2 separate regions of the Homo sapiens genome follow, and region 2 is linked to region 1. Evidence: chromatin contacts called from ENCODE Hi-C or POLR2A ChIA-PET data. All regions are on one chromosome and are shown on one strand. The core of a region is the stretch at or near the end of the contact, and the rest is flanking DNA. Distances in the headings are between cores, read along the strand shown. Region 1 overlaps NCK2 (NCK adaptor protein 2). Region 2 has its middle 56 kb from the start of CD8B2.

Region 1 (3,145 bases), core at 368-2,867:
TGCACTTTTTACACCTCTGTGCCTTTGCAGGTCCTGTTGCTGACACAGGGGCAGCCTTCTCCCATCTCCGCTTCCACCTCCACCACTCATCCCTTCCCACACTGCAAGACTTGACTAAATGCAATCTCCCTTTTGAAGCCTTCAGGATTCCCCCAGCCAGAACTAGTGACCCTCCTTGGCCTTCTAGTCCATGTACGTCTGTTTCGTAATATTTCTGCACTCATTCCTGGAAGGCAGTACAGCCTAGCAGTTAAGATCTGGTTTGCTGGCATGAATCATGACCTGCCATTGCCATAGTGTGACTTTGGGCTGGCAGAGGTCTTTGTGCATCAGTTTTATTATCTGAAAAATGGAGAAAATAGCAGTCTTGTAAGGTAGTTGTTAGGTTTATAATAAAGAGCAATGCATGAAAAGTACAGAGCCTGTGGCTTGGCAAGTGATAATCCTGCAATTTATGTTGTCTGTGACAGAGCTGTCGCCTCTCCGCAGTACGAAAATTTGTAGACATGTCTGTTTCTCCAGTTGGAATGAGTCTGTGATAAGGACTCTGGCCACGTAGTGATGCTCATTAGGCATTTGCTGAATGAACTGGTATACGTGCATATGTATTCTTCCCTCTTTATTTCTTGCCGTAAATGCTTTTAACTGAAATAGGTACATACAGCTGTCAGTTTCTTGACTATGAAGTTGAGAATGTCCAAGTGAGTCCAAATTACCTGAAAACCTGCGGCCCATCAGGTCCCTCAAGCTGAGGGAGGAGCTCCTAGACAAAGACCTGGTTTCCCAGGTTTGAGGTCCATTCCTTCCTTACTCTGTTCTTACTATGACTGCGGGAAGTTGCTTTTGGGCTTCCGCGAGAGTGGGAGCCTATCACCGATCATCTCTTTCCCCTCTCTTTATAGGAGTAAGGGGACAACCCTCCTGGTCTGGCTGTAGGCAGGCGGGGTGGCCGGGCCCAGGGACTCAGGGTGGCCCTTCCTTCTGGTGTAGATGGATGGATTATCAGGCACATCCTGCTGATGGCTTCCACCAGCCCATGGGGATTAGTGATCTGCCTTCTCTCTCTGCCACCAAAAATCTCCCTAAAACTAGTTCCACTCTCTCCACAGCAGGTGTCAGAGTTGGGTTGATGGCCATTTGAGGACTTGAGAAGAAACAGTCTATATAATGAACGCTCTTTTCTTAAGTATTAAAGTTACTTTAAATTCTACACAAAATCTCACTTGAGGAATGCTGGCTATGTGAAGTGTCTTATGTTTTCATCCTCTCACTCTTGAACTCCATGCATAGGTAGTATGTGGTTTTAGTACTTTTTATTTTGTTAGAGCAGTTTTGTTTTCATGGCTAATTTAGCTCTCCTCATGCAACGTCAAATGATAGAACCTGATCGTTTCTGAGAGTGGGGGATCCGGCCCGTTGAAATCATTTGGCAAAATGGGCTGCAGCTGCCTGTAGAGGCGAAGTGGATGTCGGGGAGAAGAGGAGGTTGCAAAGGCTGTTAGGCTTGTGCTCAGCTCTGGCAGCCACAGCACCTGCCTCTCAGAGCTGGCTTCCAGTGACTAGTACTCACTTACTGTCCCCAACGCTCCCAACTGGAGAGGCGTAGGGGGCAGTTACTCCAGACACTTGTGCTCACCGGCTTGGCGAAGAGGGTGGCAGCCTCACCTTTATTTCCGGTGTCATAACAAGCCCCATTTGCAGCTGAGTTGGTCGACTATCATTTGCAACAGGTAAGCCTTAAGGCCAGAGCCTTTTTGGGTACCTGGGATATAACCGTGGAACAAGATAGATGGGGAAGCTGCCTTAGAATAAGAGTTGCAGAAGGCCAGAGCCCTGGGAGGTGGTTTAACTTTCTCTGCAGCACTGCTTTGCTTTCTGCCGCAGCAGCTGAGGAAGCCAATTTAACCTTGAATTTTCTTTAAGATGATATGTAATCTTTTGAAGATGGAAAGTAATGGCAGTGGAATGTTCTGCGTGCTGTTTGTAGCCTCGCTAGAGCTTGGGTGGGCCCCCATCGCCCTCCTCCTTTGGGGAGCCTCTAAGAGTCACTAGAGGAGACTTCCCTGAGCTTCCTTCCTCGGAGTGAGGCATTAAATTGTGCCCGTGTTCTGGGGTAGCACCGTGAAGGCCCGCGTGGAACATGGTTTTTATTTAGAGTAAAAACAGCTCGATGCAGCGTTGCCTGTCTGAGCCAGACTTAGCTCTTCATCTTCACCTGCTTGTGGGAAGCTTCGTACACCACCAAGGCACAGGTTAATGTGCAGTATTTGCCACCGTGGGTGCAGTTACTAGGAAGGCAGCCGTTCGCGGAGAATAATGGTGTGTTTTTTCCACCTTGTTCCTCTGAGCATCATGAAATACCTTAGCACGAAGAAACCCTGTAAATATTCTGGGTAATAGCCCTACATAAATGTATTCAGATTATGTTTTTTTTTCGCTAATAGGTGAAAAATGATGACCTCCACTCTTTCCAAGAGGGGTGGCCTGTTCCTGAGCGACTTCAGTGTGCTTCCCCACAGAGAGGGTTTTGCAGCTGGAAACAAGGGCATTTCTTCCCAGAAAGTGGGAGTTGTTTCGCTTCTCCCTTTATAGTACTGCCTTGTAGCAATCTGAAATGTGGATATATTTGGAATTTGCACGAGAAAATGAAACACCCTTTCTCTGCAGAAGACAGAGTGCCATTGCCTTTGCAGGTCACTGAGTAAGCAGCAGGACCTGCTTCAGCTGGACGGCAGGTCCCTTCTGTGGCACCTGGTTGGCCTCAACACCATGCGTGGCATTGGCAGTGATGAAATTCATTTTCATTCAGGAAAGCGTCACTGGGAGCTTTTCTTTTTTGAGAGAGGCTCTCCCTCTGTCACCCAGGCTGGCGTGCAGTGGCGTCATCTCTGTTCACTGCAGCCTCTACCTCTTGGGCTCAAGTAATCCGCCCGCCTCAGCCTCCCAAAATGCTGGGACTACAGGCATGAGACACCACGCCCGGCTGTTATTTCTAATAGGAAGTTGCCATCCCTTTTCTCACCCCAGTGGCATTTCTGGGGAGCAGTTTTCCCACCTGCTGATCGGACTCCTTGTGGTGGTCATATGGGCTTGGGGTGAATCGGGAGGGGAGAGTTTAATTTGCTTACATGTCAAGCTGTTTAAA
Region 2 (3,145 bases), core at 324-2,823, 760 kb after region 1:
AGTGGATTATGAAATCTCTCTCTATTAATGAAATAGAGACCATACAAGGTGGGAGTGCATTACATATTGTATGTATGTTTGCATTATATGAATGTCCACCACACATGCATGTATATTTCTGTATATTGAGTGGCATTGTGAAAGGCATTCTTTATTGCAGGTTGCAGTTTAAAAAGTTGGAAAGTCACTGGAATAGAGAACCTACCAACATATTTCATCCCTTCTATCCTTCCAACTCCACCACGAATCTGCCCTATCTTGGCAGAGCTGTATCCAGAGCCCAGGCATGGCTTCAACTACAGCCTCTGCCAGCCATCCCATTGCAGTGTAAGCTAGAGGTCAAGGCTGTTCACTCTCTGGCGGGACCACCGTTCCCCATGGCTCAGCCTTCACTCTACCTCCAGCCAACTTTTCCTTCTTCCAACTCTCCATAAACTTTGTCTTGACTGTTCCCTGTCTGATACGCCACTTGCCACTTTAACTGGTCAATTCTTACTTAACCTTTGAAGACAAACCTTCAGCCTCCCCTCCTCTGTAGATCCTCAGGGACTTCAGCCCTTGTAGAGTTCACGGTCTCCGTCTCTGTTGTCTGCACAGCATTTTGCGCATCCCTCTGATATAACAGTCATTATCTGGGGTTCACGGCTGGTCAGCTGTGGGCTCACTGCGGGCAGTAACTAGATCTGACTTCTCTTGCCATCTTTGGAAACTAAAAGAGTGACTTATACACATATGAGGTGCTCAAAGGCATTTGACTAATACAGTCATGAATAGAGATTGTTACTTAGAGTCCTTATATTACTAATTATTTTGTAAACTGAAATATATTTTTGTGAGGAAAAACTCTCAATATATATCCTGGATTTTCATTAATGTGCATTTTCTTCCACTTTCAAGTTAATTCTTTTTTTTTCCTGATTATTTAACAAATACATGCCTATTAAAGACAACTTTGGGTAGACCAGAAGGATGTAAAGAAATCCTTCCCCATGAAGGATATATATTATGTAATGTATAAAATAGGTTATATAAATATATAGGTATATATTATATATGAAGTATATATTATATATGAAATATATATTATATATGAAATATATATGAAACATACTATATATGAAATATATATGAAATACATACTATATATGAAGTATAAATAAATATAAAAGTATATACATTTTACATATGTATATGTACGTATGTGTGTATAAGTGAATACATGTGCGCCCATCATCCAGCCCCGGCTTATCAACTGAGCAGTGCCCCTAACATTTCCGTACGTTGCTCGGGGTCAGGCTAGACTCTGCTGCCCCCGTGTGTTCCAGCGCAGAACTGCATAAAGAAAGAGGAGCGCTCGGCCATGCCGCACAGGTCCGGGAGGTTCGCGTTAATGTACCCTGTTTTTGAGCCCAAGGAACAAGTATTTAGTCATGATTGCCACTCGTTATAGGCTCTGTTAACAGTGTAAAGAAAGTTGGAAGTTCTCTCCTGAGAAGAAGTAACTTCAATGCGGAAGGACCCGGGCTTCTCATGTTTCTCTTTGTATCCCGACCGCCGGGAACTGCCTTACCTGCAGCTACAAAGTCCTGCAAGTGAGGCTTAGGTATTTTCAAATAAAATATCAGGCTTGGCGGAGTGGCTCACGCTTGTAATCCCAGTACTTTGGGAGGCTGAGGCCTCCTGGGAAGATCGTTTGAACCCAGCAGTTCGAGACCAGCCTGGGCAATATAATAAGAACCCCTCTTTACAAAAAAATAAAATAAAATTAGCCGGTCGTGGTGGCACCCACCTATGGTCCCAGCTACTTGGGAGGCTGAGGATTGGAGGATTGCTTGAACCCGGAAGTTGAGGCTGCCGTGGGCCATGACTGCACTACTGCACTCCAGCCTGGGTAACAGGGCGAGACTCTGTCTCAATATAAATAAATTAATTAAACAAAATAAAGAATATAAAAGTAAAAAGAAACAAAATATCCAAAGCCAAGACTGCACCACTGCACTCCAGCCTGGGTAACAGGGCGAGACTCTGTCTCAATATAAATAAATTAATTAAACAAAATAAAGAATATAAAAGTAAAAAGAAACAAAATATCCAAAGCCTGTCAATCCATGATGTAAATATCAGGATCTTCTGAATTCCAGTAGCCCTGGACCATGGAGAACCCAGTGAAATTACTCTTATTGACTGGAGCTAGGGCTGTCTTAGTTGGACAGTTTATATTTCAAGCTTTCTATGAGTTTCACAGGTTCCATGAACTTGGATGGATTTCTGTGGATTTGTGCTTATACACTGAAAGTTTTGTGATGTACATTGCCCATCTTTTGCATCTGATTCGATTGTTCTTCTCTACTCATGAAAGTCCTATTTTTCTTCCAGACCCAGATCTTGTGAACTGTTTTCACATTTCCCCATGGATGCCTAGCAAGGGACTGGGACTGCCTGATCCGCTTTGGTCAAGAGCACGTGGGTGGCCTGTGTGCAGGCTTATCATCAATAATTGCAGGACTTGGTGGAGTATGGTTGAACAGGTGCTCAGACTGCATGCGTGTCTAGCGAGGCCATCCTGAAGCTGCATGGGAGTTGTAAAAAAGTTACCAACAAGTTTTTAGTTATTTGAATAGGTTTTTGAATAGATTTGGAATGTGGGAAGCAGTTGCAGAAATAAACGTCTTAATGACTAAATGTAGCTTGCTGTTTTTAGCCCAGTTTCACAGATCACAACTCTGACCATACTAGTGGGTAGTTTATGTGTCTTCTCATGCGGGGAGAGCCGTTCAACTCACTCCTGAGGCTTAGGCCCAGGTTGGAAGGGGACGGACTCCCAGCTGGGCTGTTGGGGTCTGGCCTCCTCTCAGCTTCCTCTGGAGGACAGACACAGCCCTTCCAGGCTACCTTTCCAGACACTGTCCAGTCGAATCCACTTTCTTACTCATGACCCGAAGCAAGCCACTTCAGCTTCTGATGTCTCCACAACCTCATTTGCGAAATAAGGGACTAGGCTGGACGGTCTTTGAGGCCTCATCCAATTCAGAGATTCTGGATCCTGCGTTGGAGAAGTGAGGGAGCCTGGTGTGAACTGGGAGAAGGCAGAGGGTGGGAGTGGGCTGTTTCTGTCGGCTCTCTGAATGGCAGTAAAAGTCCGGGA

The links. A loop is a pair of places that touch in the nucleus more often than their neighbours do. ChIA-PET counts read pairs that join two places held with the same protein, here RNA polymerase II (POLR2A). Pooled maps may share reads with other maps.
Region 2: a map of CD4-positive, alpha-beta T cell shows a loop between it and region 1 (4-fold over the local background). The contact joins two enhancer-like sites. A Hi-C loop is called at or near these places in 2 of 168 maps with a recorded cell type or tissue (CD4-positive, alpha-beta T cell and CD8-positive, alpha-beta T cell), 1 of 37 single-sample maps with no recorded cell type and 7 of 50 pooled maps. POLR2A ChIA-PET finds 5 or more read pairs at or near these places in 2 of 52 experiments (H1 and HEK293T).

The regions. Positions count from the first base shown.
Region 1 is chr2:105,781,284-105,784,428 of GRCh38, forward strand. The region is part of intron 1 of NCK2 (NCK adaptor protein 2); the gene reads left to right. Among named protein-coding and RNA genes, the nearest start is that of NCK2, 38 kb to the left of the region's middle. RefSeq lists an enhancer at 1,617-2,117. Within about 2 kb of position 1,618, at least 3 of the 41 ENCODE cell types and tissues checked have a DNase peak (open chromatin) inside an H3K27ac peak, as active enhancers do.
Region 2 is chr2:106,541,616-106,544,760 of GRCh38, forward strand. It overlaps a transcript of CD8B2 not described here. Among named protein-coding and RNA genes, the nearest start is that of CD8B2, 56 kb to the left of the region's middle. Within about 2 kb of position 1,574, at least 2 of the 41 ENCODE cell types and tissues checked have a DNase peak (open chromatin) inside an H3K27ac peak, as active enhancers do.